Linked DNA regions of Homo sapiens: regions 2, 3, 4, 5 and 6 are each linked to region 1. A link is a loop called in an ENCODE intact Hi-C map of the cell type or tissue named here. Cell type or tissue: PC-9. All regions are shown on one strand. Region 1 overlaps FLJ46875 (a long non-coding RNA gene). Region 2 has its middle 540 kb from the start of LINC01876. Region 3 holds the start of TRA-CGC3-1 (tRNA-Ala (anticodon CGC) 3-1). Region 4 has its middle 260 kb from the start of LINC01876. Region 5 overlaps LOC105373703 (a long non-coding RNA gene). Region 6 has its middle 63 kb from the start of GALNT5.

Region 1 (5,000 bases):
AATGTATGTATTTTATCTAAATTTAAATAAATGCTATCTAATACTGGTAGTGTTATAATGCTATTAACTACTTTTAGAATTTGCAGATATTTGATGTTTTCTTAGCATGTAGCAACTTATTTTCATAATCTTTAAACTGTCTTTTAGGACTTTGTACATTTTAGTGATGCCTATGTTTACTAAAATTAGCAATGAAATCTAAAACCAAAGTTATTCTTCTTTGCCTAATAAAAAATAGTTCTTAAATAAGAAAATATTAAGTGGTTAATTTAAAAGCAAGTATTTAGGAGATGGTTACTGGGTGTCAAGTATTAACAAAAAATGAAGGATTTTTATTATGCAAAATACTTTTTGAGTGGCATGAGGTTTTACCATATGTTCAGTTTTATAATTTCAATTTACAAGAAGATGCTTCCAGAAAAAAGAATGCTGTTTTTTTTCTGCACATCTTTACACATTTCTAGTACTGAGTTCTGTATCAAAGAAAGAAATAATTTTAAAAGTATTTGTGTTAAGTGGTTTTTGGTAAAAATCGGCTGAGAAATACTGAATAAAAGCTACAACTATCCAAAATGTGAATATTAACAAAGCAATTGACTTGTTCTTTAACCATCCTATGAGAAAGGAACAAACAATTTGGTCAATTACTATCCTGTCAATGCAAATGAAATGGCAAAAGCAAAACAATAAAAACACTTTCAGAAGTAAAAACTAATTTTGTATTTTCAGAAACAGATTTTTTTCAAAGTGAAAATTTATTTCTTGTATCAGTAATGTGACTTACTGCCCAATGGCAACAAATGCTGTGAATGAGTTTGTCCAAATGTAATTTAAAATATATATCTTGTAATGCTAAAAATAGGTTCTACAAAGTAATTTTATTATGAAAAATCTTAAAGTTGCCTCAACTCGTAAAGCATAACAGGTATGTCTGTTTCACTATATCTGCATTGTAAGGTCTATTCTGAATTCATTTGGGAAGAATGGTGAAATAAATCCCTAAAGGCCTCTTTCCTATGCATTAAAATAGAAAATCCTATGGGATTACATTCATGTTTGCTTTCTAAATTATGCCAAAAGCTCAATTTTATTAAGTATAATCTGCCTAGCCATGCATAAAATAAACTACTTTGGTTTAGATGTGAGTATATGTATTATTTATGTTGATTTTTAATGAAAATATGTTTACATGTACCAATATGTTCTGCCTAATATTGGTTAATGTCATAAAAGATAATATAGTAACATTACTTTCCTAAATGTTTTTCTGTGGTCATCCAATAGTGTTTCTTAATAGTAATGCTTTTTAATTTATTTTAGTTGGTTTCAAAAGAGGATAGGTGCAATTTTTACTCCCACTCATTTTAAAAACTGTTAAGAAAATAGACCTTCATTGTGGGGTAACTTTACACATTTATACATGGCAATAGTTTAAAGTTATATCGGCTGCGGGGGCCTGAAAAAGCCATTATTGTCATTTTAATTGAGTTATAAAATACTTTATTTGAACTATTTATGTTCAAGAATCTTGAAGGGTTACAGTCATATAAATGCAGAATTTCAGTTTCTTTTAGCCTAAAGCATCGTTTTAACATTTTCTGAAAGGTTGTTCAATTCTACATTTTGATTCCATATGTGTAATTAAATCTCTATGCACAAAAGCATTCTCTTATGTACTAGCAAATATACCCACAGGAATCTCCTTCTAAACTATAATTTATTTAACATGTAATCATAGGATTTTAAAACATGCTTTCATTTTTCCAAACTGTATGCCAATTTGAACTTCTTGGTGATAAAATGAGAGATTTTATTACCAGTTTGATTTTTTCCTTCTGTGACCTAACAGTGAGTTAAGCATGAGCAGGAGGAAATAAAGAAAATCTTTTGTGAACCTAATCCCATGTGTTAAAACTGTTTCCCTTTTGGAGAAAATAGAAGAGAATCAAAGATTTTTAGTTATTTATGAATTCCAGCACAATATGAATATTTGGGCCTGCAGCATTCTCTTTGGTTTAGCTTAGGTAGTAAATAGCTTGTGTGTGTGTGTGTGTGTGTGTGTGTGTGTGTGTGTGTGTGTGTGTGTGAGTGATTCTCTTGAACGTTGTGGAGTCAGGCCCCCTACTGACTGGATCAGTCAATTACACACACATTGGCGGTGCTACTGAGACATCGTCCCATCAGAATCTGGTGAGGAAAACTAGTCTGGGGTTTTGAGCGTGGCCTTTTTTTTTTTTTTAAACACTTCTGATCTATATGCTGAATCCTTTCCAACCCATCTCATCCGGGCCTTACAGAAACCCTAGCCTAAGAAGTAGCTTATTCAAAATTGGTTTAAACGAGTTTAACAGTCTTACATCCGGCGTGTCTTCCTAAGAAACAGTAAAAGCTTCCCAGAAACCAGAATAGGACTTTGAAGAGGAGAGAACTCTTACACAGATGATGGAATAGATGAGAAAGGTCTCCCCTTTCTCTCATTTTAATTTATATTTAATTTTATATTTAATTATATTCCCAGTTAATAATAATTGTTATAATAAGCTGCTGTGAAAACGACCCTTCATTCTTGGTTGCATTAAGACTTGGACAAAGGCTGTTATCAGGAAGCCGCACTCGACAGGTTGTTATTAAAGAATAAGGCATCATATTACAATGTTTGGCTTCCTTGGAGCTCACTTTAAGAACTCCAGGACACTTTTCAGCTCTCTGGGGAGGCATTTTCAAATTGTCCCAGGCTCAACCCAACCTAAACTGAATGTGTTTTTAATGGCAATGAGGGAGGGGGAAGCGTGCAGAGTGAATGTATCTACTTAGACGGGAGTATGTGTATGGAGGCTGGTGGTTACAACCTTCAAGTTCTCCCGGCCCCCGTTTTCCTAGGACTATATTAAAAAATAATAACTGCCACCCCGGCGTGCCTGTGCTTGAGTTTCCGACTGCCTGAAAATAGCGGCCGGGAGCCTGGCCCACCGCGGGGATCAAGGAAAGCTTCCCGTGGCCGCGCCCTGCTCCCTCGCGGAAGGGGAAGGGAACCCGGGAGGGCGCCTCTGAGCTGGAGTTGCTGCTATTTTGGGCCCAGCCTGGCCGGTGCGTCAATGCCTGCGCCCCTGCGTCACCGCCACCCCCACCCCCTTCCTTCTCCCCAGCTCTCCAAACTCTCACTTTTTCCCTTTCGTTCGCATGGAATCGCTTCTGCCCACGGGGCGCTGACGCTACCGAGCTCATGCTAATATGCTATTCTTCGCCCTCCCCTCCTCATCCCCCTACTCACACACCCTCACCCGCCACCACAACCCGCCCCCCCCACCCACTTCCTGGTTTTATTTTTTTTCTCGCGCCCGCTAGGGCATCGCCGAGCAGCGGCGGCGGCGGCAGCAGCAGCGGCAGCCGCAACATCTGGGGGAAACTTAAGGTGGTCACGTAGGTTTCCCCGAGGCTGCGGCGCAAAAGAGCCCGCGGCTTCCTGGGGCAGCCGCAGGGCATCTGATGGCAACGCCTCCCCAGCCGCCGGCGAGCTGGGGGCAGCAGGGAGTAGGCAAAGGCGGGGCTGCAGATTAGGGTTGAGCAGCCCGGGATCCCGAATAGTTCCACGGAGCCATCGGCCGGTACTGAGAACACGAGTAGGGGGGCAAGTTGCAAAAGGGTCCCGGCTGCCTGGAAACGAGCCACACCGAGAAAGGAGGGGCGGCTGGGACGCTCTGCGCGAGTAGAAAAGCGGGGGCGGCTCCGAACTCTCCCTCCCAAGGCCCAGCCGCTGGAAGCCCCGCGGGAGAAGCCCTAGGAAGCCCTCCCAGCTCCGGCCGGGAGACGGGGAGGGGGCTTGCCCTCCGGAGCTGCGGCGTTTCCTTTGCTAGAAAGCTCCCTGCGCTCTCGGCGTGGCTAGGGGAAATGACTTGCAAAGCAGAAGCGGCGGCGACTTGGACGGCCGCGGGGGTGGGACACGCTCCCAGAGCCAGCTCGGGCCCCTCTCCTGGCTGGGCTGTAGGCTCACACCTTACGCTTTGCGGAGACGCTGCCCCCAATCCCCACCCGCTTCGCTTTTCTTGTCCAGTCTTTCTGGGCTCTAAGATTGAGGCTGTGATAGACCTTGTGTTTCAAACGAAGATCGATTTATTCCCTTAAAACTCGTGGAAGGGGTACGAGTTGGTGGGCACAGAGGAGTATCGAAAGTATTAGAGTTTGCAGAAGGTGGGAATCAGAGTACCTTTCTGCAGAAGGCGCACCTGTTGCCTGCTGCTCGGCTGCATTGTCTGCGAAAGGAAAAGGGGCGACGCTTCACTCTGACTTTTGGGGTTTCTAAAGAGCTGGGTCACGGTCACTGTCTACCCTCTCCCCTTCCTCTCCCCCCCCCCCGCAAGCACCACGTCCTCCATCGAACGTGGGCACTGCATGGAAATAAGGAAACATAGAAAAATAAGCCCTACCCCCACTCCCATTCCCTTTCAGATGGGAGTGTGGGGGGTGGGGGTGGGGTAGAGAGAGTGAGAGAGAGAGATAATTAGAATGAATATATGCCAGAAGAGGAGGAGGCCTGGGACAGGAAAAGGGAGTAAAAGGGGATGAACCGGGTAGGGAAATCCCACCCGAACTGCGTGAGCCCTCTGAGCGTCTCGTGTCATGGGACATCTGTACGCTCTTCCGCTAAGGGGGTGACGAAGGTGGGTGGGAGAGGTTAGGGCGCTGCAAGGCACATCCCATTCCGTGCGGCTCCAGGTGCGTACTACCTGGCCACGCCGGCCTTGCCTTCCGCCGGTGCTTTTGTTGCACCCTCCCCACATGTGAGCGGCCGAGCCGCTGCGCGGGCGCAGGGGCTTCGGGGAAAGTGAAGTGTCGCGACGCTGCGGGCTGCGCAGACCTGGGAGAGGTCACACCTCTTTCGGAAAAAAAAAAAGAAAAGAAAAAAAACACCAAAAACCACCCAAGCTGGCTACCAAGGTGAACGCAGAGCGGTTCCCACCTTAAAATCGGCCCTGCTCGTGACGTCAGGTCGGAAATATACC
Region 2 (5,000 bases), 620 kb after region 1:
ATCGACACTAATTGGCTTTCTGTAAGGTAATAGTTTCTAGGGTAAAGACCAAAATTTTATTCCCAAATTAGGCCCAAATGTGTTGTTAAATATAGTGGTTACATAATGTGAGATTTTGATACGTCCATTAAAGGAAGATCATCAGCTTTGAAGTCAGACAAAATGGACTTGAATTCTTACATTTACAATTAGCTTCTGGTATGGCTGATTTCTCTGATATCATTTCTTCATTATTATGAGGAATAAAATTAATACAGTACATATATTTGTATATATTAAGTGACTAGTACAGAACTTAGTTTATAGTAGATTCCCTCCCTTTCTTCCTACAACAACAACAAATCTATTTTTTTCCATATAAGTGAAGTCTGAAGTAGTAAACAATTAATGCCCTTTTTTTTAGGCTGAAAAGAAGCAGAAATTTTATACACTGGTTTGCAATATGTAAGCATGCCATTTTTCTGTCTATGAATAAATTAGCTTGGACCGTAATAGAAGCACTCTGCCACCCCTGCGCCACATGTTTCATTCTCTCTTCTGAGGAATGAGCTCTTATAGAGTTCCCTAGGACCACAAGCCTGGGAAGGAGATGTGGTCTCCATCATTACCCAGACAAACACTGCTTCCCAAACCACATTGTCTGATAGTTTGTTCTCTTGTGGAGAATGTAATGAGCTGGAGCAAGTTCCATGTGCTTTGTGAAATGCTTTAAGACTGGGGATTATGCCTACTGATAATGCATTTTAAAAAATATTTCATTGCAACCTGGATTACATTTTTTTACCTTAACACACTGGCCTTTTCATAGACCAAAAAGAGACCTAGGGAATTTTTGAGAATAGAGAAAAGTTATATTGGGCACTTATAGTACCTTTTGAATGTTAGTCGACTTGGAGGAGTATAATGTCTATTGTTTATCTTGACTTTGCTTCTTCTGTCAATTTGAGGTACTAAGGTTATAGTACAGAATGCTAAATGCTATTAACAATAAGCGTCAATATAAGAAAGGTACTTGCTATCTAGTTAATATGACATAAGATTCAGGTAAAGCTGAACTTACTGCTAGTAAAAATAGATAAACAGAAACTAAGAGTCAGTTAAAAGGTGAATGATTTTTATATAATAGTTTCTAAGTCATTTGTCAAAAAAAAGATACATCAGGAATGAAAATGTTGCTTTGGTAAACATTTATAGACTACCCCGAAGCTATCCATGTATTTATATACATTTTGGAAGTATTTGAGCTGTGTGTTAATTCAGATTGGTTTATATGTTAATGAATGTGATTATCTTCAAGGGATATTTCTGAAACTCAGGAAAGGACAAACATTACACTTACTTTATGTAGTATTCTTGTGTTTTTCTTTTTATTACTTATGTAAGCTCCAAACAAGCTCCCAAATAATTGAGCTGATTCAAATAACATATACAATTAGCAAGAGAAAATGGAGAATGTGGAAATTGAAATAGGCCTAACCCTTCTTTCCTTTTCCGACAAACGTACATACTAATTCAATACTTAGGGCTAACCCTAGGACAGATTTTAAGAAATAAATTGCAGTTATCAGTTATTTATAATAACCATGTTTGAGTTTGCTTTATGTAAAAGAAATTCCCCAAATAATTCCTCTAAAATCTAAAGTTAACTACCATTTATATTTGAAAATGAGTTGTTTTTAGTCAGTATCCTTTCCCCCATATTTTATTTTACATTTCATTCACCCAGTTTTTCTGTCTGAGTGATGATCATCTATGTAATATATGTTAGGAATTTTCACTTGAAGGACCATGTATCTTTAAATGTCTTCTTTTTATTCATCCTAGTTCTAACACATGTAATTTCCCCTTTAATTTGACATCATTTAACGGCACATTACACGTCAATGATGTGATCTGTGAATATTTACAATGTTCATGTCATTTTTATTTTCTAATCCAATTTAAGTAGCTCTGCTTTTTATGACATCATGAATTCTTCAGTCTTTTTGGTCTTTTTGGGACTAATTATTCCATTAGTTCCTTTGAACTAGCTCTGTGTTGTCAGTCATTTCTTCTCTTTTGATCATAAGATCTTTGCTGCCCTCCTTTGCATGTACAATCAGTCTTAGGCCTATGCAACCAACCTATGAAGCAAGTACAGTCTTCATTCCCCTGCAAACTGCAATTCACAATCATTTCTGTCCTGAGGGCACTTTGCAGGTAAATCTTCTCTTAACACCATGGCTTTTAAAGTTCTTAGCTATTGAAAGTAAGTTTGGATACATTTTAACAATAGTATTTATTCTATGAGAATAAACATTTATATAAAGTACTTGTTAAGACAGAGATTTATAAAATAAAACAAGCATGAGTAAGAAAAATGGCAAGAAAAAAACAGAATAAATTTTACTTGTCTCAATGTTGTATGACACACAGTTTATGTTTGTTGTTTAATGCTGATTTTGGCATAAGTACAAAACATCAGAGACTTAACCTTTGAAAGAATCCAGTCTTTCCCAGTACTTTTCCATTTTTCTGCTAATTTATATGAAAATTTATAGATGTCATTAATTTTAAACTGCATAAAGGCAAAAGAAAATTTGGTGTGATTAAAGCATGACTTTGTCTTTAAACTTCTTGTTTACTAGAAACTTTTAATATTTCCTGTGTAAGGCTGAGCTCTGCTGTCTGTTGCTGCCCTCTGTAGTGATGAACAAGAGAGCAAAAGATCAGCTTTGTTCAACGCAATAGAACTTGACTATCAAAATTTCTTCCAGACTGACAAATGCAGACAATTTGAGATTCACATATCTGAAAACAAAAAGTCAATAGGGATATTTTTGCATTTGAAGTGTCCTTCCATAGGTAGTAATCATTGAGACCATAACCAAGCTGCATTTTAAGTATCATTAAAAAAAATTACAATATGATTGATTTATCCTGATAGAAAGTACCACTAAGAATATTTAGAAATAAACTAAAATTAAAATAACCTATTAAAAAGTAGGTTTATTATTTAAGATTTCAAATTGGATGGCAATGACTAAGAGTGCTCAGAATTTCTTTCTTTATAAGGCAGTCCTAATAAAGCATTAATTCTTTCTGAAGCAAAGTGTTCTTATCTGTTAAATGGGAATTCTCATTGTAAAGCTAAAGTCTTAAATGGAAAGCACTTTGTAAATTATAAAGTCTTATCCAATTTGCAAGTATTTTTATAACTTTATGTAGATTTAGTCTGATATAACTATGAAATAGTTAAAATCTGTTCTTTCCCATTCTTCTCCTAAACATATCTCTTACTGCCCTGGCTACTGGAAATGAAGTTAAAGAGGATTAGTCCTTGTGACCAGCAGTTCATGGACTCAGGAGGAACGTAATAGGAGCTGGGTAGAATCTAGGGAGAGAGACATCAGAAATGTGCCCTCGTGAAAAGCAGCCTGGCAGAAACTAGACATGGCTTAGGGCTCTAGCTAAGTAGGCTGAGCCTCAGGTCAAAGGAGTCTTTACAGAAAAGCTAAGACCAAAGACCTACTGCCAAAATATATCCATGTTTGTATGGTTTAGGGTCAGACAGAAGCATGGCAGCTTTTTGGAAGTACAGTTAATTTCAGACACAACATGAAATTAGTACTTTAACAAAATCTTGTTTTTATAAAGTCAGCAGATGTGAGTTTGAATACCAGCTCTGCTGTTTATGGCCTACATATGGGATTCTCAATTTCTCCGAGCCTCAGTTCCTTCATTTGTAAAATTGGGACTAATAGTGAGATAATATTTGTGAGACTCCTGACCTGTTATTAAAAATGGTAAAATAGATTGAATAAAAGTTAATTGATTCCAAATCTGGTCAGGATGAGTATAGGAATCAGACAAGTAACCCGTGGGTGATATCAACGACTTAATTTAGGAGGGACCAGAAGAGGCCATGAAACTCTTTTCCGAATTTCTAAAATTCTATGAGGTATGTTATTGCCTCTCCTACATGTTTCCATCTTAGAGAATTCTGGAACTCACTGTAGGAAGTTAACATGTGGTGAGGGACTCCTTAGCTCTTGTATCATACTTTCCGTGAGTCAGTTATGTATCATGTTCGTGCTTATATTGGTTTATACTTTGATTTTTCAGAGACACTATTTCTGAAGTATAAGTTCTGCCTAAGTCTAACTGCAGCTCCAGGATGATATGTCTCTCTATTTCTGGGTTTCTCTCTGTCTTTCTCTCTCACTCTCTTTCTCTCTAGATGGAGAGATAGTACACCTAGAGAGAGAGTGATATATATAATAAGTAATATAATAATATATTTGTATTATATATACTATGTTTATATTATATATAATAATATATTTGTATTATATATACTATGTTTATATTATATATAATAAAAATATTTGTATTTTCATATATACTGTACATAGTTTGTGGAGGGATTGCTTGCGCCTAAGCCCTCAGCAGTAAAAACCAATGTGCCTAAAAGATACGTAGTACAATTAATTTTGCCTTTTTCTATTAATAGCATTGCCCTCAAGGATTTTTGCAGAAATCACATTTAACCCTTTCAATGTGTAGTATGAAGGAAGGTTTTGTAAAAATGAAATGATTAACTGATAGATCCTTTAAGCTTAAAAAAGAAGTAGTTAATTTCATTAACTCACTTCAACATAGTCACCAGTTAAGGGGTTGTTGGGAAAGGTTGAGGTTTTGGAGGTGTGATGTATAAAGCCATTATTCACTGCCTTCCCATGTCTCAATTTTCTTTTGAGGACAAGAGAAAACATCGAACATTAAAATACTTAAACTTTCATAAACAGAAGTAAGAAATGGTGAATTTGTCTTAACAATGTTCAGAGTAAACTTTGGAACTGATGAAAGTAAATATGTAGCGTTTAGAAGATGGGCTCTAGAGCCTTAATATCTGGGTTTGAATCTGAGATCTGTTTCTTCCAAGCTGTGTAACTTTGGGCAAATTCTTATGCCTTTTTGTGCTTTAGTTCTCTTTCCTTTAAATGAGATTAGTTACAGTA
Region 3 (5,000 bases), 64 kb before region 1:
CAGCATTTGAGTTTCAATACACAGTGACCTATTCTGTTGTAGGCTGAACGGGCAGTGCTAAGCACTCCAACACTGAACATAATATTGTGTGTTCCAATCTTGCCTCTACGAGCCTCAGCTTCCTAACTCACGGGGTTGAAGTCCATGTGTAGTGTACTTAACATAGCCTGGTACACAGTTACTATGTGTTAGCTGTTATTTTCTCATAACTTTTCCCCAAATTATTCTTGACCAAAGAATCTGGAAATTATTAGGTATTTCCCTCCCAGAGATAAAAAGCCAATGTTGCCTATATCCACAGCCTTTTATCTCGTATTTAGAATCATTTCCATAAATCCATTTCCTTCACTTTATTTTTTTCCCCTCCTATATCTTTTGTTGTATCATTCACAATTTCACTTTCCTTGGAAACTAAGGGTGAAGGATCAGACTCATACTATTAGAGTTAAAAGGGGTCTTAAATGAAGGAAGGGGCAGCTTAGAGAATTCAGGTCACTTGGCTTGAATCATCAATATTTCAAGTTCCCTATGCAAATCACATAGTTCCAATTTACCAATTTCCAAATCATAAATTTGGGTCAGTGTTCAAATTTCTGTTCCCTGTTTCTTTGCCTCTGTTCCCAATTTCTAACAAATCTCCATTATGTATTTGTCTGAATAGGTAAAATAATAAAAGAAAAAAATGGCAGGGGGTTGGAGGGAGAGTTGTTATAAATTATCTAAGTGTCTGAAGATAGGCTAGGTGATTGTGTAATCCTGTGCATACATGACAAAATCTTCATTTGCCTCCTTCACCAAAGAGAGTTTCAGAAGAATCTCATAAAGTTCTAAAGTAGTATAATGAAAATTTTTGTAAATGTTAATGTTTTTCTAATTTTTTATAACTATGTGATTAAAAATTTAATTGCTTTCTCTGTTTTTGAATACACAAATACGTGATTGTTTAGAGAATTACCAGGGTGTAAGTGTCTTCTAGTAAGCAATAGAAAAGCACATTTGCTATAAGCATTGGTGGTTCAGTGGTAGAATTCTCGCCTGCCACGCGGGAGGCCCGGGTTCGATTCCCGGCCAATGCAAGTTTTGACTTCTAGTTTTTTTCTGTGGGTATCATACACAGGAGCCTCAAAGTTCAATAACAGGGCCTTTAAACACTGGACTCATGCAAATAAAGAAGTATTAATGAAAGCCAATTCCCTATTTCACTTTTACTTCGAGCAGTCAAGAAGGTGGTTTCCCTGAGCTTCGCTGATTTTTTTCAGCCCTCCTTTTATATTGTTTTTGGGCGGCCTAGATGTGAGCAAAATGTATGTACAAGTAATGGGGTAAGTGTTCTAAGATACAACAGGAAAGGAGAAAAAATAAAAAGCAAACGTCGGCTGATTTGGAGATGCCGGGGATTGAACCCGGGACCTCACACATGCGAAGCGCGCGCTCTACCACTGAGCTACATCCCCCAGCCGAAAGCATATTTCTGGTGTCCATACTCATTCAGTCTGCTAGCTCTAGTCAAATTACTGTATTAAGATCTTTATTTTTAAAAATTTATATTGGCGAGTGCTTCTGAAATATGTTTCTTCTTTTCCCATACCCACCCTAAGTTGTTTCCACTGTGCATTCAGACCTCGCGCAACGAGCTGGCAACGAAACGCTCACCTGGGACCAATGAAGCCTCACTCCAGAGCACTTCTGCTGGACGTCGGGAGCCTGGGATCCTGGAGGGATCCGGTGCCCTGCGCGGCCACAGCGGCGGGACTCCCGGGTGCCCAATGCCTGCCGGAGCTGGCACCTCCCCAGGCTTATTGCGCAGGCAGCGCAGATCCAGGAGGCCGTGGTGTGTCCGGCCTCTGGCTTTGCTGCCGGGTAGAACCCCGGTCCAAACCTCGAGCCCGGGCCCAGCGCTCGGGCCGCGCCGCGAGCGTCGCCTCGGGTGCTCATGGAGACTGGTTCATGGAGCAGAAAGGTGGAGACCTTCTCTTTGCACACGAAAATGTTATGGATTTACCTGAACACTCTTCACCCCCGAAAATAAATGCACATCTCAGGAAAACCACGTGTTCACACCAAATCCCCATACCTTGCTTATGTAAGGGTTACAGCCAGATAACCCCTTGCAGATAAAAATGATTTGCAGCTTGCTCTTCATTTTCATGAGGCTCAAACTGAAAGAAAGAATATGACACCACCACCCTCCCTGTAGCTTAGTCATATATAAACTATGATAAGATCGGGGCAGGGGACTTGCTCCAGGTAGATTTTTTTTTTCTCCTTTTGATATTCACACCCTGGGCCAGTCTTAACGGATTGGTAAGTGGTGATCGTAGTGTAAGTCATTGAACATCTCCTTTGATGCCTTCTGAACCCTCTCTAACCACTAATGGTACCCAAGCTCCAAATTAAAAGACCTACCCTGAGTCCTGTTCCCTCTGAAATTGCCTCTCCAGTTGGCTGAGTGCTAGGTAAATCGATGTGCTGACTTGCAGTATAGTCAGATGAGGTGTGTTTGACTTTTTCAGGTGTAGTTTAAGCTGATACCACCCCAGCCTGGTGAAAGCTGAGTGGTGGAAGCCTCAGACACTCCGATGGGAGCAGGGTAGAGATCTGGTGTCGAGGTAGCTGGGTCACCGTCACTTCCAGCTGACCTGTAAGGCTGGCCCCAACAGGTAGCACCGTGAGGGCCTAGAATTTCCACTCCTTCAGTTGCAGAGCACTCCCGATAAATGACCATTTGGTCAGCAAGCCGAGAGCCAGAGCAGAAAACAGAGATTTCAAAATCATTCTGAGCAAACCACAAGTTTCACAATCAACTTCTGAATTAAAAATAAATAAACCATTGTGTTTGCTTACAGTAATTTAAACAAATAATGGCTCATAATTGAATTTTGGTTTAAACTAGAACAGGACACAGGCTGATCTAATTCAAATATAATACGCAATGTCCAAGAGGACAGTCATTGAAGAGTTCTGCTCTACCAAGCCTGAACATTTCCAAATCACCCTCTGCATTCCACCCTCAGGCACTAGAACATGAGCATCTTCAATTGATTCTGAATCAGGAAATGGGGACACAGTCATTTCTCTACCCAATGCATATTTAAACTATACTATTCAGTTCATTATGAGGGAAATATGGCCTCTGGCGTCTTCAACTTTGTCATCTTTTTGGGGATCCTCTTCCTCATGTTATGGTTATTTCTCCATCACCTGAGGCCTTCCATTTTGGGGGCTTTTTTTCTCAGGCAATTCGGAAATTTCAGAGCCCAGAGAAGATCCCTTTTAAATGTCCACTCCCATTTCAAGAGTTCAGGCTATGTAGGTGCATCTGATAAAGCAAATGAGGCTGATCTCTAAAACCAACAGAGGACGTAAAGTTGATTTAGAGCTCTAAAGCCAACAGGGGATGTGAAATTGCTTTACTGGCATACCTTAATCAAAAAGGCTCTCACTTAGTGGGTTTTTTCAGCCACTATGGCTGATGGGAGAGGTGAAGCAGCAGGTGCACTTTTGGATTGGGGGCCTTTTCAGGAAAGCTTGTTGGATCCAGCTCTGCTCAAATATGTAAAGAGGATGACCAAATGATATGGTTTGGATCTGTGTCCTCACCCAAATCTCATGTCCAGTTGTAATCCCCAGTGTTGGAATGGGGTCTTGTGGGAGGTGATTGGGTCACAGGGTGCTTTCTCATGAATGGTTTAGTACCATCCTCTTGGTACTATCTTCTGCGATAGTGAATGAGTTCTTGTGAGATCTGTTTAAAAGTGTGTGGCACCTTCCCCCCCACTCTCTTGTTGCTGCTCTGACCATGTGAAGTGCCTGCTCCTGCTTTGCCTTTCATCATGAACGTTGGTTTCCTGAGGCCCATCCCCAGAAGCTGAGCAGATGCCAGCATCATACTTCCTGTACAGCCTGCATAACTGTGAGCCAATCAAACCTCTTTTCTTTAAAAATTACCGTCTCTGGCCAGGCGAGGTGGCTCATGCCTGTAATCCCAGCATTTTGGGAGGCTGAGGAGGGTGGATCACCTGAGATCAGGAGTTCGAGACCAGCCTGGCCAACATGGTGAAGCCCCATCTCTACTAAAAACACAAAAATTAGCAGTGTGTGTTGGTGCGTGCCCGTAATCCCAGCTACTCAGGAGGCTGAGGCAAGAGAATCACTTGAGCCCAGGAGGCGGAGGTTGCAGTGAGTGGGGATGGCGCCACTGCACTCCAGCCTGGGCGACAGAGCAAGACTCCATCTCAAAAAAATAAAAATAAAAATAAAACAACAACAACAAAAAATACCATCTGTCAGGTATTTCTTTATAGCAATGCAAGAATGGCCTAATACACCAAATGTCGAAAATTATGGAATATTTAAAATCCAGTTCTATCATCTATGCTCCCCACATCTCTCTTGGTTAGAGACAGTCCCCTATTCTCAGTCTGTGTCACACACATATCATTCACAAGGTGTGATGATTAATATTAGGTGTCAACTTGATTGGATTGAAGGATGCCTAGATAGCCGGTCAAGTATTGTTTCTGGGTGTGTCTGTGAGGGTGTTGCCAGAGGAGAATAACATTTGAGTCAGTGAACTGAGAGAGGGAGACCCACTCTCAATGTGGGTGGGCACCTTCCAATTGGTTGCCAGTGCAACTAGAACAAAGCAGATGGAAGAAGGTGGGATAAGCTGGCTTGCTGAGTCTTCCGGCTTTCATCTTTCTCCCATGCTGGATTGGACTTCAGACTCCAGGTTCTTCGGCCTTTGGACTCTTGGACTTATATCAGTGGTTTGCTGGTGGCTATCGGGTCTTCAGTCACAGACTGAAGGCTGCACTGTCGGCTTCCCTGCTTTTGAGGCTTTTGAACTTGGACTGAGCCACTGCTGGCTTCTTTCTTCCTCAGCTTGCACACAGCCTATTGTGGGACTTTGCTTTGTGATTGGTATGAGTCAATACTCCTTAATACACTCCTATATATATATCCTATTTGTTCTGTCCCTCTGGAAAACCCTGACTAAT
Region 4 (5,000 bases), 340 kb after region 1:
TATAGCAGCATTTATTATAGCAGGAAACTGGGAGCTCGGGATACTAAAAGAAAGTATCGTAGACTGGGTGGCTTCTAAATAATGAAAACTTATTATGTACAGGTCTGGAGGCTAGAAGTAAGCATGGTGCAGTTCTGGTAAAGACTTCCTTCTAGGCTGCAGATTGCTGACCTCTTGTATCCTTACAAGGTGAGAAAGGAGGTAACTCGATCTCTGGACTGTTCTGTTTTTAAAAATTTCAACTTTTATTTTAGATTCATGGGGGTATACAAGTGCACATTTGTCATGTGGGTATATTGTGTGATGCTGAAGTTTGAGGTATGATTGATCCTGTCAGACAGGTAGTGAGGATGACACCCAATAGGTAATTTTCAACCATTGCTCTCTTCCTACCTTCCACCATAGTCCCAAGTGTCTATCATTCCTCTGTTTATGTCCATGTTTACCCAAGGTTTAGCTCCCACTTATAAGTGAGAACATACAGTATTTGATTTTCTGTGTCTGAATTAATTCACTTAGGAAAATGACCTTCAGTGGCATCCATTTTGCTGCAGAAGACATGATTTGATTCTTTTTTATGGTTGTGTAGTATTCCATGGTGTATCTGTACCACCTTTTCTTTATTCGATTCACCACTGATGGCCACCTAAGTTGATTCCATGTCTTTGCTATTGTGAATAGTGCTGCAATGAAAATACAAGTGCCTGTGTCTTTTTGATAGAATACTTTATTTTGTTTTAGGTATATATCCTGTAATGGGATTGCTGTGTTGAATGATAGTTATATTTTCAGTTCCTTGAGAAATCTCCAAATTGCTTTCCACAGTGGCTGAACTAATTTACATTCCCACCAACAATGTGTAAGTGTTCCCTTTTCTCTGCAGCCTCACCAACATCTGATTTTTTTCTCCTCTTTAATAATAGCCATTCTGACTGGTGTGAGATGGTATTTCATTGTGATTTTGATTAGCATTTCTCTAACGATTTGTGATATTGAGCATTTTTTCATGTTTGCTGGCCATCTGTATGTCTTCTTTTTCTGAAGTGTCCGTTCATGTCCTTTGCTTACTTTTCAGTGAGGTTATTTGTTTTTTGCTTGCAGATTTGTTTAAGTTCCTTTTAGAGTCTAAATATTAGATCTCTGTCAGATGCATAGTTTGTGGATATTTTCTCCCATTCCACAGGTTATCTGTTTACTCTGTTGAGAGTTTCTTTTGCTGGTCAGAAGCTCTTTAGTTTAATCAGGTCCTACGTATCTATCTTTGTTTTTGTTGCAGCTGCTTTTGAGAACTTAGTCATAAATTCTTTGCCAAGGCCAATGTCGAGAAGGGTATTTCCTAGTTATTTTTTAAGGAATTTTATAGTTTTAGGTCTTACATTTAAGTATTTAATCCATCTTGGGTTAATTTTTGTATATGGTGACAAGTAGGGGTCCAGCATCATTCTTCTGCATATGGATAACCAGGTACCACAGCACCATTTATTGAATAGGGAATCCTTTCCCCATTGCTTATTTTTGTCAATTTTGTTGAAGATCAGTTGGTTGTAGGTATGCAGCTTTATTTCTGGGTTCTCTATTCTGTTCGATTGGTTTATGTGTTTTATACCAGTATCACACTATTTTGGTTACTGTAGCCTTGTAGTATAGTTTGAAGTCAAGTGGTGTGATGCCTCTGAATTTATTCATTTTGCTTAGGATTGCTTTGGCTATACAGGCTCGTTTTTTGGTTCCATATGCATTTTGGAATAGTTTTTTCTAATTCTGTGAAAAATGATGTTGGTTGTTTGATAGGAACAGATTTGAAACCATAGATTTATTTGGGCAGTATTGGCCTATTCTTTTAAGGGTACTAATTCCACTCATGAGAGCTTCACACCCATGAACTAATTACCTCCCATATGCCCCACCTCCAAATACCATCACAGTGGAATTAGGATTTCACCATATGAATTGTTGGTGGAGGGGACCAGCAAATCAGTCCACTGCAGAAACTAATATACACCAGTATTAATACACACACATAATACTAATACATACACAAACTCATTTACTCATATGTCTGGCACCTGGATTGGGATGACTCAAAGACCAAGACTGCTGAGGAGAACACTTATTAAGGTCTCTCTATGTAGCTTGGCTTCCTCATAGCAGAGTTTCTTCAGAATAGGTGAACTTTTTACACAGAGATTGAGTGATCCAAGTGTGAGTGTTCTAGTGAAGCTGCACTGTCTTGCATCCTTGGAAGTCACACAGCATTACTCTGCCATACTCTATCGGTTGAAACAGTCACAGGGCTGCACCCAGATCCTAGAGATCATACATAGACCTAATTTCTCACTGAGAGAAGTAAAACGTGTTTTTGAATAGAGAGTTTAAACTATGCGTTTTAAAACTATCACAGATGGTTTGTCTTTTTCCTATTGAATTTTACTAACTCCTTGCTTATCTTATTGTGGCTGTGAACCATTTGCATCTATCTTATGATTATTACAAATTGTTCTGACCAGGCTTCAGATAGACAGATAGGATATCTGTCTTCATGACTTATTTTTGATATTGGAAATTTCAAATTAAAAAAAATAGGTAAGAATTAATGAAGAAATTGAATTTCAGAGACTGTCTATGACCAGATTTAATTTATTCATGGACAGCACCTCAATTTCGAAAGTTAAGCAAGTAAAACATTATGGTAAGGTTCCAAGGTAACAACTCTTAGAAAATTGAGAAAAAAAAGAGTTAAATTTTGTTTCATATGATCACATTTACAGTGACATCAATGTTTTATTCTGTTTCTGCTAAATCTTTTTTTTTTTTTTCCTGAAGTATCTATGTGCTTTTGTAACTAAAGCTTCGGCCAAGTCTAATTTCAGATGTTTATTAATAATGGAAACTACACTTTTGAAGTAAAAGAGTATCATATTTAACAATTATTTTTCTCTTTTTAGGTTTGAGCAGATTCTGTTTTATTTATTTATTTAGACTGATTCTCGCTCTGTCACTCAGGCTCGAGTGCAGTGTCATGATCTCGGCTCATTGCAACTTCCAACTCATGGGTTCAAGTGATCTTCCTGCCTCAGCCTCCCAAGTAGCTGGGATTACATGCACCTGCCACCACACCAGGCTAGTTTTTTGTTTGTTTGTTGGTTGGTTTGTTTTGTTTTATTTTGTTTTGCATTTTTAGTAGAGATGGGGTTTCATTATATTGGCCAAACTAGTCTTCAACTCCTGGTCTCAAGTGATCCACTCACCTCAGTCTCCTAAAGTGCTGGGATTATAGATATAAGCCACCATGCCTGGCCCAGTTTCTATTTTATTTAACAATAGAACTTTAAAAAATTGGCAGGGCAAAACTTTAAGGTATTTATTAATAAAATATATATTTTGAAATAAATATAAAATAATTTTGAATTATGAGTCTAACTATATTCAAGCTTGTGTCTTCAGGTAGTGTGGTTTCTCATACTTTGTGAATAAATCTGTATGTTAATAAATGTACTGTTTTACATAATAAAATATAAACAATTTTAATCATCTTACAGAAAGGCTATGAAAGAGACATTAATTAATACATATGGATCAATGTTCAAAACCTAATGTTCTTTTAAGAAAGATCACCTATTTAGCTCTCGTGTATTTAACACATATATGCTTCAATATATTTGATTGGGACATTAATAAAACCTTATTGCTTATATTAGCATCCACTTGTATAAAACAATTAGCAGGCAAGAGGAACCAGGCACAATACATTAATCACTGATAGAAAAAGCAGAATAATTTAAAGAATTTGTTAAAGATAATCACTTCGGATAAAAATAGGAAAATCAAATGTAATGTTATTTTCTTAATTAGTCTATATACAGAAAAGTGTAGGAAGGTGATGTTTAAAGACCATAAAAAAAAGAGAGGGAAGGGCCTTGTCACAGACAATTCGTAAGCCAGAATGATTATACTTTGTGTGTTAGTAAAAGACTCGGGCTTTCATTATAATGATCAATAGTGTGTTTAAGCAACTGGTCATGTCTAAAAAGTGTTTGTTTATTTTCAAAGAACACATATATTTACCATTTTAGAATTTCTTTTAGATTGCTCACAGTTAATTTTGGATCACACAAAAGAAAGACAAATAGTACTGCAGTTGTGAAGATATCTTAGATTAAAAAACTTAAATTTGGCTTTGTGATCTATCAGGCATATTTTTGTTTTCCAAAGAGGTGTTTGAGACTCATGCCACTGCAATTGTATTTTTATCAATGATGTCAAGAGCCTGGTAATGCAATTCCCAGAAATTATACTTAGAGTGATATGTTTTTATAAAACTTTCCCTAACGGGCTTATTATCAATTTCTGGAGGCAGGGTAATCCTTGTGGAAAGATTACATCAGAAAGGGCAAATCCTCACTAACCTAACTCACATCCTGAGAGATCCTTCATGAAAGTGTGTCTCTAAAGTTAGGGCATTGAAGTAAAAAAGAAACAAGTGAGAATGCCCTTAATAATGGCTTAACAGTTTAATTGATATCATTTTGGAAAATTTAGAAGGCATAGAGGAAAGAGAAGTAAATTCTGATAGTGGTGAGGGTATGTGAAATATTGCAGATTGTAAGTTATTATGAAGTCTTGGATCAGCCTTATACATGAGAGTCCTAGCAGGCCAAAGAATGAGAGTACTCAATTAGTATTTATACAATGACTAAATTGAAAAGAAGTGTGAGAGGAGAGGAAAGTGTTCATTATTTTCTGTTGAGCATCTACTATCTTGAAAACTATATTAGATGCTGGAAATATATACCCATGTCTACCAAATTTCAATAGCCAAAGCTGTGATATGTCCATGACTAACTGTGAATGATGTTAGAAAATGCAGTTAAACTGTGTGATGAGAAGGAAAAGGAAAATTATTTAGTGAGCACATAGGCTACTCTTGCCAGAGTCTATCTTCTTATCACATCCGTTAAATAATTCCTTTCAAATATGGATCACACATCCCCTCCTCAACT
Region 5 (5,000 bases), 450 kb after region 1:
AATTTCGTTATTGACCCAGTAGTCATTCAGAAGCAGGTTGTTCAGTTTCCATGTAGTTGTGTGGTTTTGAGTGAGTTTCTTAATCCTGAGTTCTAATTTGATTGCACTGTGGTCTGGGAGACTGTTTGTTATGGTTTCCATTCTTTTGCATTTGCTGAGGAATGCTTTACTTCCAATTATGTGGTTGATTTTAGAATAAGTATGATGTGGTGCTGAGAAGAATGTATATTCTGCTGATTTGCGGTGGAGAGTTCTGTAGATGTTTATTAGGTCTGCTTGGTCCACAGCTGAATTCAAGTCCTGAATATCCTTGTTAATTTTCTGTCTCGTTCATCTGTCTAATATTGACAGTGGGGTGTTAAAGTCTCCCACTATTATTGTGTGGGAGCCTAAGTCTCTTTGTAGGTCTCCAAGAGCTTGCTTTATGAATCCAGGTGCTCCTGTATTGGGTGCCTATATATTAAGGATAGTTAGCTCTTCTTGTTGCATTGATCACTTTACCATTATGTAATGCCCTTCTTTGTCTTTTTTGATCTTTGCTGGTTTAAAGCCTGTTTTATCAGAGACTAGGATTGCAGGCCCTGCTTTTTTTCCTTTCCATTTGCTTGGAAAATATTCCTCCATCCGTTTATTTTGAGGCAATATGTGTCTTTGTGTGTGAGATGGGTCTCCTGAATACAGCACACCAATGGGTCTCAACTCTTTATTCAATTTGCCAGTCTGTGTGTTTAATTGGGGCATTTAGCCCATTGACATTTAAGGTTAATATTGTTATGTGTGAATTTGATCCTGTCTTTATGATGCTAGCTGGTTATTTTGCCCATTAATTGATGCAGTTTCTTCATAGTTTCAATGGTCTTTAGAATTTGGTATGTTTGTGCAGTGACTGGTACCAGTTATTCCTTTCCATATTTAGTGCTTCCTTCAGGAGCTCTTGTAAGGCAGGCCTGGTGGTGACACAATCCCTCAGCATTTGCTTGTCTGTAAATTATTTTAATTCTCCTTCACTTATGAAGCTTAGTTTGGCTGGATATGAAATTCTGGGTTTAAAATTCTTTTCTCTAAGAATGTTGAATATTGGCCCCCACTCTCTTCTGGCTTGTAGGGTTTCTGCAGAGAGCTCCACTGTTAGTCTGATTGGCTTCCCTTTTGGGTAACCTGACCTTTCTCTCTTGTTGCCCTTAACATTTTTTCCTTCATTTCAACCTTGGTGAATCTGATGATTATGTGTCTTGGGGTTGCTCTTCTCGAGGAGTATCTTTGTAGTGTTCTCTGTATTTCCTGAATTTGAATTTTGGCCCATCTTTCTAGGTTGGGGAAGTTCTCCTGGATAATATCCTGCAGCGTGTTTTCCAACTTGGTTCCATTCTCCTCATCACTTTCAGGTACACCAGTCAAATGTAGGTTAGGTCTTTTCACATAGTCCCATATTTCTTGGAGGCTTTGTTTGCTCCTTTTCATTCATTTTTCTCTGATCTTGTCTTCACACTTTATTTCACTAAGTTGATCTTCAATCTCTGATATCCTTTCTTCTGCTTAATCAATTTGGCTATTGATACTTGTGTATGCTTCACGAAGTTCTCCTGCTGTGTTATTAAGGTCCATTAGGTCATTTATGTCCTTCTCTAAGCTGGTTATTCTAGATAGCAATTCCTCTAACCTTTTTCAAGGATCTTAGCTATCTTGTATTGGGTTAGAACATGCTCATTTAGCTCACAGGAGTTTATTATTACCCATATTCTGAAGACTACTTCTGTCAATTCATCAAACTCATTCTCCTTCCAGTTTTTTTCCTTTGCTGGCGAGGAGTTGTGACCCTTTGGAGGAGAAGACATTCTAGTTGTTTGAATTTTCAGCCTTTTTGCACTGGCTTTTCCTCATCTTCATGGATTTATCTACCTTTGGTGTTTGAAATTGGTGACCTTCAGAATGGGGTTTCTGTGTGGATGTCCTTTTGGTTCATGTTGATGCTATTTCTTTCTGTTTGTTAGTTTTCCTTGTAACAGTCAGCCCTCTCTACTGCAGGTCTGCTGGAGTTTTCTGGAGATCCACTCCAGACCAGTTTGCCTGGGTATCACCAGTGGAGGCTGCAGAACAGCAAAGATTGCTATCTGTTTCTTTTTCTGGAAGCTTTGTCCCAGAGGGGCACCCGCCAGATGCCAGCTGGAGCTCTCCTGTATGAGGTGTCTGTCGACTCCTGCCAAGAGGTGTGTCCCCGTCAGGAGACACGGGGGTCAGGGACCCACTTGAGGAGGCAGTCTGTCCCTTAGCAGAGCTTGAGTGCTCTCTTGATCTGCTGCTCTCTTCAGAGCTGGCAGGCAGGGAACGTTTAAGTCTGCTGAAGTGGTGCCCACAGACTCCCTTTCCCCCAGGTGCTCTGTCCCAGAGAGATGGGAGTTTTATCTATAAGCCCCCGACTGGGGTTGCTGCCTTTCTTTCAGAGATCTCCTGTCCAGAGAGGAGGAATCTAAAGAGGCAGTCTGGCTACAGTGGCTTTGCCAAGCTGCGGTGGGCTCCACCCAGTTTGAACTTCCCAGCGGCTTTGTTTACACTGTGAGGGGAAAACTGCCTACTCAAGCCTCAGTAATGGCAGACGCCCCTCCCACCACTAAGCTCTAGCATCCCAGGTTGACTTCAGACTTCTGTGCTGGCAGCGAGAATTTCAAGCCAGTGGATCTTAGCTTGCTGGGCTCTGTGTGGGTTGGATTCACTGAGCTAGACCACCTGGCTCCCTGGCTTCAGCCCTCTTTCCAGGGGAGTGAATGGTTCTGTCTCACTGGTGTTCCAGGTGCCACTGGGGTATGAAAAAAAACTCCTGTAGCTAGCTTGGTGTCTGCCCAAATGGCTGCCCAGTTTTGTGGTTGAAACCCAGGACCCTGGTGGTGTAGGCAACCAAGGGAATCTTCTGGTCTACGGGTTGCAAAGGCCATGGGAAAAGCGTAGTATCTGGGCTGGAATGCACCATTCCTCATGGCACAGTCATTCACGGCTTCCCTTGGCTAGGGGAGGGAGTTCCCCAACCCCTTGCACTTCCTGGGTGAGGTGATGCCCCACCCTTCTTTGACTCACTCTCCGTGGGCTGCACCCACTGTCTAACCAGTCCCAGTGAGATAAGCTGAGTACCTCAGTAGAAATGCAGAAATCACTCGCCTTCTGTGTTGATCTAGCTGGGAGCTGCAGACTAGAGCTGTTTCTATTTGGCCATCTTGCCAGCCACCCCCAGTTGAGAGCTTTGATCATGAAGGGATGTTGAATTTTGTCAAATGCTTTTTCTGCATCCATTGAGATGATCATACTGTTTTTGTCCTTCATACTGTTGATGAGATATACAATGTTTATTGATTTTCAGATGTTGAAACATTTTTGCATTTCTGGGATAAATCTCACTTGATCATGGTGCATTTTTTTTTTTGTTGTGCTGTTTAATTTGGTTTGCTAGTTTTGTTAAGAAATTTTGTGTTTTTGTATGTTTCATTGGATATAGGTATAGCCATTCCTCCTCACTTTTGTTTTCTGTTTGCATGAAATATCTTTTCCCGTCATTTTATTTTCAGTTTATATGTGTCTAGAGGTAAGAAGAATTTCTTGTAGGAAGGATATACTTGAATCATGCTTTTTAAAAAATTCCATTCAGCTAGTTTATGTATTTTAAATGGAAAGATTAATTTGTTTACATTCAAGGTTATTATTGATATATTGACGGGTTATTCTTGTCATTTTATTAATTGATTTCTGATTGTTCTGCATATCATTTGTTTGTTTCTTTCTTATTTTTTACTTTTGCAGTTTTGTGGTATTCTGTAATGGTAACATTTGAGTTTTTTCTCTTCCTTTTTTGTGTTTGTTCTGTTATATGCTTTTTAACTTTTGTGTTTTCATGATGGTAGTCATTGTTGTTTTGCTTCTGAGTATAGGACTCCCTTAAGCATTTCTTGAAGTATCAGTCTAGCAGTGATGAATTTCCTCAGCTTTTGCTTGTCTGGGAAAGACTTCATTCCTCTTCATAACTGAAGAATAATTTTGCTGTGTATAGTCTCCTTGGCTTACAGTTTTTTTTTTCTATTTGTACTTTGAATATATCATCCCATTCTCCCTTGACCTGAAGATTTCTGCTGAGAAATCCACTGTTATTTCTTTGTAAGTGACTAGATCCTTTTCCTGTTGCTGTTGTTAGAATTCACCCTTTGTCTTAGACTTCTAACAGTTTAACTATAATGTGCTGTTGAGAAGACTTTTGTGAATTTTATTTATTCATGAATCTTTGAGCCTCTTGTATCTGGATGTCTAAATCTTTCTCAAGGGGGAAATATTTATCTACTGTTTCATTAATAGGATTTCTTTTTTTTTAAATTATACTTTAAGTTCTATGGTACATGTGCACAACATGCAGGTTTGTTACATATGTATACATGTGCCATGTTAGTGTGCTGCACCCATTAATGCGTCATTTACATTAGGTATATCTCCTAACGCTCTCCCTCCACCCTCCCCTCACCCCATGACAGGCCCCGGTGTATGATGATCCCCTTCCAGTGTCCAAGTGTTCTCATTGTTCGATTCCCACCTGTGAGTGAGAACATGTGCTGTTTTGTTTTTTGTCCTTGCAATAGTTTGCTGAGAATGATGGTTTCCAGCTTCATCCATGTCCCTACAAGGGACATGAACTCATCCTTTTTTATGGCTGCATAGTATTCCATGGTGTATATGTGTGACATTTTCTTAATCCAGTCTATCATTGATGGACATTTGGGTTGGTTCCAAGTCTTTGCTACTGTGAATAGTGCTGCTATAAACATACGTGTGCATGTGTCTTTATAGCAGCATGATTTATAATCCTTTGGGTATATACCCAGTAATGGGATGGCTGGGTCAAATGGTATTTCTTGTTCTAGATCCTTGAGGAATCACCACACTGTCTTCCACAATGGTTGAACTAGTTTACAGCCCCACCAACAGTGTAAAAGTGTTCCTATTTCTCCACATCCTCTCCAGCACCTGTT
Region 6 (5,000 bases), 860 kb before region 1:
TAGAGTTGCTTGGAGTTGGCTATTTCCCTTCCTCCAGGTAGGTTAGGCGCCAATAAACCCCCTGTAGTTAGACTCTGGTAGAATAGTTTCTTCTGATGGCAGGCCTTGTTAAGAACAGAATATTCTCGTTTATTTCAAAATGGTTTGTTTTCTCCTTTCCCTGTTGGAAGCGTCAGGGGACTTTTCTTAAATATTTACTGTGAGGACCTGGTAGGGCTCCTGGAGGTAAAATTTACAAAAGTGTATGAGCCTTCTATGATTCTTGGTTCTCTAGGAGTTTTTAACTCTCTGTTGTCCACACTAAGCCTCCAGTGGCAAGATAAGTCCTTTAACTTTTTAATTTCCTTTTGTCATGTAACAAAATTTTGAGAATTTACTTATGCTTAAAAATAAGTCAGATATTATGAGGGATTTTAGAGGAAACAGGACCCAAAATTCAGGTTACCAAGAAGAATGAAACTTCACACATAAATATGTTCACAAATATTTTAACTCAAGATGTAAGTAAGAACACATTAATATAGCAGAAGCGAACTGGGGAGGCAGGTAGTATAGCAACTGGGCACGAGTATCAACTGGAATTGAAGAGAACTGGATTTGAATCATGATCTGCTTTTTATTTTCTATAAGACTTAAGGAAAATCAACTACTTGGATTATTCAGTTTCCTTACCTGTAACATATGAATGATCAGAGGTATGTTGGAGCCTACTCCCACTGGCTTACAATAGCAAATTTGTTTGTTTGTTTGTTTGTTTTTTGAGACGGAGTCTCGCTCTTTTGCCCAGGCCGGACTGCAGTGGCGCTATCTTGGCTCACTGCAAGCTCCGCCTCCCGGGTTCACACCATTCTCCTGCCTCAGCCTCCCGAGTAGCTGGGACTACAGGCGCCCGCCACCGCGCCCGGCTAATTTTTTGTATTTTTTTTTTTAGTAGAGAGGGGGTTTCACCGTGTTAGCCAGAATGGTCTCGATCTCCTGACCTCGTGATCCGCCCGCCTTGGCCTCACAAAGTGCTGGGATTACAGGCGTGAGTCACCGCGCCCGGCCACAACAGCAAATTTTTAAATTTTAAGGAATTTGGGAATCCAATTATTAAAAATTATCATTACTAAAAATTAAATTGTATAAACTTTTGAGTAAGTAAATTATGTTAAAACCAAAGGAAACATATGCTCAAAACTCATTTTCTAAGTGTTTTGCTAGATTCTACTACAACCTATGCTTTTGAGATTATTTACATCAATGATATCTAAAGGTTGAAAATAATAATAATACACTGCATACCAATTGGCAAACAGTATAAATTGGGCTTAATTTATACTGTTGTTGATTTTTATATATAAGAATGTGATGATAAACATTAATATTGCAGATGAAATCTAAAGGTGTATTGTGTTCGTAATTTACACTGTGAAATAATACAAAAATTGAGAAAATATTTTTCTACTATTTGAAAATAATGATGTGATTCAGCAAAATAATCACTCATTCATTGATTAATGAATGAAGCCCACCATGTGTCTTCTTTTTTTCACTTTCATTTTACTCATTAACCTTAATAAAACATCAACTTCCATTTGTGTTAAAATTATACTTGCTTCTCAGTTGTGACTATGGGTTGGCTATAGATACAAGTCATGGACGAAATTCAATGAAAGCATTCTGTGAACTCAGTTGGCTATATAAAGGGTACTGTGTATTTGTTACTGTTTCAACATGATAAAACACCTAGGGCATCCAACACAATTTCTGCTACATGAATGGTTATTGTTAATGTGACTTTTAAGTATGTGTGTGTGTAGTGAAGAAATAATTAAAGAGTAGAGTTTGATTTATAAGGAAAAGTTTTCAGAGTAGGTGTGTTTTGTAGTAGATTTTGAAGTGAGGTTGTAAATTGAGATAATCTAAGGCTGAAAGGTAAAATGAAGATAATTTACTGATGTTCAGTTTTATATGTCTGTAATTATCGTGCCCATTTTCTTTAGCTTACATAGGCTAGTTTTCTTTACTAGAATCACAGGAAGTTTTTTAAAAAATACCGATTATTGGATGTCATAACCTATCTACTAAATCAGAATCCCCTGGCATTTGAAATGCATTCCTTGCAATCCCAGTGCAGTCAGTCCAGCTATGCCTGTGGACTGGGGTTTGGAAACCACTAGAAAAATAGAGGAGGACCTGGAGTTTTTCTTCAAATTCTGCTCTTCTTTTTCCTAGCTCGGTGAACTTGGGCAAGTTACTTGGCCTTTTTGTACTTTAGTTATCCCATCGCTAAAGTGGGAGCAATAATAAGATAGTAATGAAATTGTGATATTTAAGAAGACAGATGATATTCAGTACTGTCAAACAGAGAAAAAAATCCTATGGTTATATATAACATATTTCTTTTTTTAAAAATTCTGTAAGCCTATCTGTTGATACTTAAATAATTCTTACCTCATATACAAATAGTAATTTCTTAAAAACTTTATCTGTATTAATTCTGTGAGAAAAATTGCTACTTCTTACTGGGCAAATAACTGACATTTCAATTTAAAATGATCAACAGGCAATGTTTCACTAATAAAACACAAAGACTAAATTTTCCATTTATTAAAACTAAATTCTATTTTTATTTCAAATTTGATTAAGGAATCTCATATAGTTATTATGTACTGGGATTTTTGTTTGGAATCAGATCTGTATACAAATGTATTAAAAATATATTCAATGCTAAATTGTCTTAAGTCATTTGGCCATCTGTTTTAGAGAAATATACCAAGTGCTTAGAATTAATCTTGACAAACATTTCATAAAAAGTATGTGTGAAAAAATGTGCCTCAGAAGGGCTTGCGCCAAAGTACTTTCTCGTTTATGCCACAAGATGGTGCTTTTGCACTCTGTATATCCATTGAGAAAGTAATGTCTAAAATGGTTGACAAAAGACTTTAATTTTAGAAGAATCATTAGAGTTCAAAGAGCTTACCATTTCCAAAAAACACTCCCACTACACTCTTGAGTAGAAATGTTAATATGAAGGTGACAATGAAGAGAAATTTTTTAATCTAAGAGACAATTTGATATGTTTTTAGGCTGGGTTGTGGCTGTCAGTGTTATTTCTATCCATAACTGAGGAAAATTCCTCCAAGTAACAAACATCTGTATATCACTGTATAGTCTCTGACATATTATCATATTTATTATGGCACCAAAACTGGAGCTTGTGAAATGCTAGTCACAGCAAATTCTCTTAAGGCAGTTGGGTCCAAATGTGAGGAGAAGGTAAAGAGTCCTCTAAAAATAGAAAAGCTGTGCTTCATTTCTAAGATTACTTATTTCCTTTTGCATGTATGCCATTGTTTTATTCTTTTGCTCTTTATTCTAAAAAGACTGCTTGGCTTGTGCCATATTGAGATTTCATGGAATCTTAAGTTTTGGGAGTTGAAGAGTCTGTATGTATCTTTCATTCAACCTCTTAGCCAAAGAAGGCATTCTTTGTATACCATCTCTTGATCATCCAACTGTTGTTCCATCAATAGGGGCCTTTCTGTGCTGGCTTTTTTTTTTCTTTCTTTTTGCCAAAGCCTCTGTCATTAAAACTAGTGGAGAGCTTATTTATTTATTTTTTTAATTCCCTAACTTGTTTTCAGACTGTATTGACTTAAAAGCATTTCCTGAGGATCAAAAATCTTACAGTTTCACTATATCTTGCCTTTCAAAATGTAAGCTAGGAGCAAATTATATTTGAAAAAAAATCATTATTTACCTGCCTTGTAGGGTTTTTGGAGATACTGTATCCCAACATTTTTCAAAAAGCTTTCAGGAAACTAGCTACCGTTATGAAACAATTCAGAGTTTTTACCCACAAATAACATCTGTGCTTTCATCTAACTTGAAATTTCAACCTCAGACCACATAGAAGTTTCTTGTTGCAACTGACCAGCCTTTTGCTGAGTCTCTCAGTGACAGTGCATAAGAATGAATGCTGTCTATATGAAGCATAGTCTTTTTTTTCATTCAAGTAGAATCATTATTGTATATTCTGAAACTAAAGTTTTCACAACATTTATAACTTTTTGCCTTTGTGTATGAATGGGGATGTGGGTTGGAGGGAAGTGAAGCAGAAGGCAGAGGGGGTGGATATGGGGTTATCTGATTTCCATGGAGGCAAGGTGACACCTTCACAACGGACTCACCTTCTATAAGTAGCTCCCTGTCGAAAGCAACTACTTAAAGCTTCCCAAGGTCTCCAGAACAATTTTATTTGACCTTTTGTTAAAGACCGCCTCTACTAAGGAACTGATTATTCTGTTCCCAAGGGTGGAAAGTTGAGTCAGGTTTTACTACACTGTATATTAAAATTGTATCTACTCATGTGGTTTCTGTGTAGTACCATGGAATCCTTGATAATCTAAAAATGGAAGAGGAGAACACACAGCCATAATGCCTGACCTAAGGATTAAGTTACCTTGGTATGATTGCCGCCATCTTGAGTGTCATTACTCTCAAAGATAAGAATTTAACAGTTACAGCCCTCCTACGTAATCTGGGACTAGGACTGAAGCATTTATGACAATGGGGTGATTTACAGTGGAGTTACGAAAGGAAACTTTGATGTGATCTGCATCTATCTTGGTTAGCAATGCCTGCAGTGCATAAACTCCTTAGGGCTACATGGCAATGAGAGGGATGCCTTCATGCCTACTTGCTCGGGACTACTTGGCACACATTTCTGAGGTAAAAACAATTCATGCGACTTTGCCAAGTCTGCCATGCTCATTGTCCTGTCAAAATTTAGAAGGGAATATCTATCATGCTGTACAATACGTTTGATGGATATCATGATATATTTTTATGGGAAAGTGTACTGCACTCCTCCTCATAATCGTAAGAGGCATTTTGCTATGAGGGTGAGAGAGTGATTCTGAGGACTGTACCACCTAAACCTACATATTTAAGCTTTATGAGACTCCAGTGGGACTCTGAGCTAGAAAGCATCTGACCTAGTTGAATTTTTAATG

Evidence for each region. Hi-C counts contacts between places; a loop is a spot of excess contacts. Peaks named below come from ENCODE experiments on the same cell type or tissue, not always from the same donor. Only the 100,000 strongest peaks of a DNase experiment are listed, where the experiment ranks them.
Region 2: it touches region 1 in a loop (4-fold over the local background); 4 of 110 quality-filtered maps call a loop at or near these places.
Region 3: a loop joins it to region 1, with 12 times the contacts of the local background. A loop is called at or near these places in 94 of 110 quality-filtered maps.
Region 4: a loop joins it to region 1, with 4 times the contacts of the local background. A loop is called at or near these places in 2 of 110 quality-filtered maps.
Region 5: a loop joins it to region 1, with 4 times the contacts of the local background. A loop is called at or near these places in 2 of 110 quality-filtered maps.
Region 6: it touches region 1 in a loop (5-fold over the local background); 15 of 110 quality-filtered maps call a loop at or near these places.

What each region holds. Positions count from the first base shown.
Region 1 is chr2:156,332,836-156,337,835 of GRCh38, reverse strand. It overlaps FLJ46875 (a long non-coding RNA gene), which reads left to right. Exons shown (of 1, transcript NR_147695.1): 1 at 1-1,264. Among named protein-coding and RNA genes, the nearest start is that of NR4A2, 2.6 kb to the right of the region's middle. RefSeq lists enhancers at 2,854-2,953, 2,512-3,384, 4,854-4,933. In PC-9, CTCF peaks have their summits at 1,934 and 2,135; DNase peaks (open chromatin) are centred at 2,125 and 3,105; H3K4me3 peaks cover 2,785 bases; H3K27ac peaks cover 2,843 bases.
Region 2 is chr2:155,712,851-155,717,850 of GRCh38, reverse strand. No RefSeq gene overlaps it. Among named protein-coding and RNA genes, the nearest start is that of LINC01876, 540 kb to the left of the region's middle. In PC-9, no CTCF peak of the experiment used is centred here; no DNase peak of the experiment used is centred here.
Region 3 is chr2:156,397,223-156,402,222 of GRCh38, reverse strand. TRA-CGC3-1 (tRNA-Ala (anticodon CGC) 3-1) reads right to left here and starts at 1,454; the gene lies at 1,383-1,454. It overlaps TRG-GCC2-2 (tRNA-Gly (anticodon GCC) 2-2), which reads left to right and starts at 1,006; the gene lies at 1,006-1,076. It also overlaps a transcript of GPD2 not described here. RefSeq lists silencers at 887-936, 977-1,086 and enhancers at 1,607-1,776, 2,207-2,276. In PC-9, no CTCF peak of the experiment used is centred here; DNase peaks (open chromatin) are centred at 1,272, 1,712, 2,202 and 2,892; H3K4me3 peaks cover 3,223 bases; H3K27ac peaks cover 2,017 bases.
Region 4 is chr2:155,994,893-155,999,892 of GRCh38, reverse strand. No RefSeq gene overlaps it. Among named protein-coding and RNA genes, the nearest start is that of LINC01876, 260 kb to the left of the region's middle. In PC-9, no CTCF peak of the experiment used is centred here; no DNase peak of the experiment used is centred here.
Region 5 is chr2:155,878,126-155,883,125 of GRCh38, reverse strand. All of the region lies in intron 4 of LOC105373703 (a long non-coding RNA gene), which reads left to right. Among named protein-coding and RNA genes, the nearest start is that of LINC01876, 370 kb to the left of the region's middle. In PC-9, no CTCF peak of the experiment used is centred here; a DNase peak (open chromatin) is centred at 3,025; H3K27ac peaks cover 1,822 bases.
Region 6 is chr2:157,192,150-157,197,149 of GRCh38, reverse strand. No RefSeq gene overlaps it. Among named protein-coding and RNA genes, the nearest start is that of GALNT5, 63 kb to the left of the region's middle. In PC-9, CTCF peaks have their summits at 2,682 and 2,884 (motif pointing right); no DNase peak of the experiment used is centred here.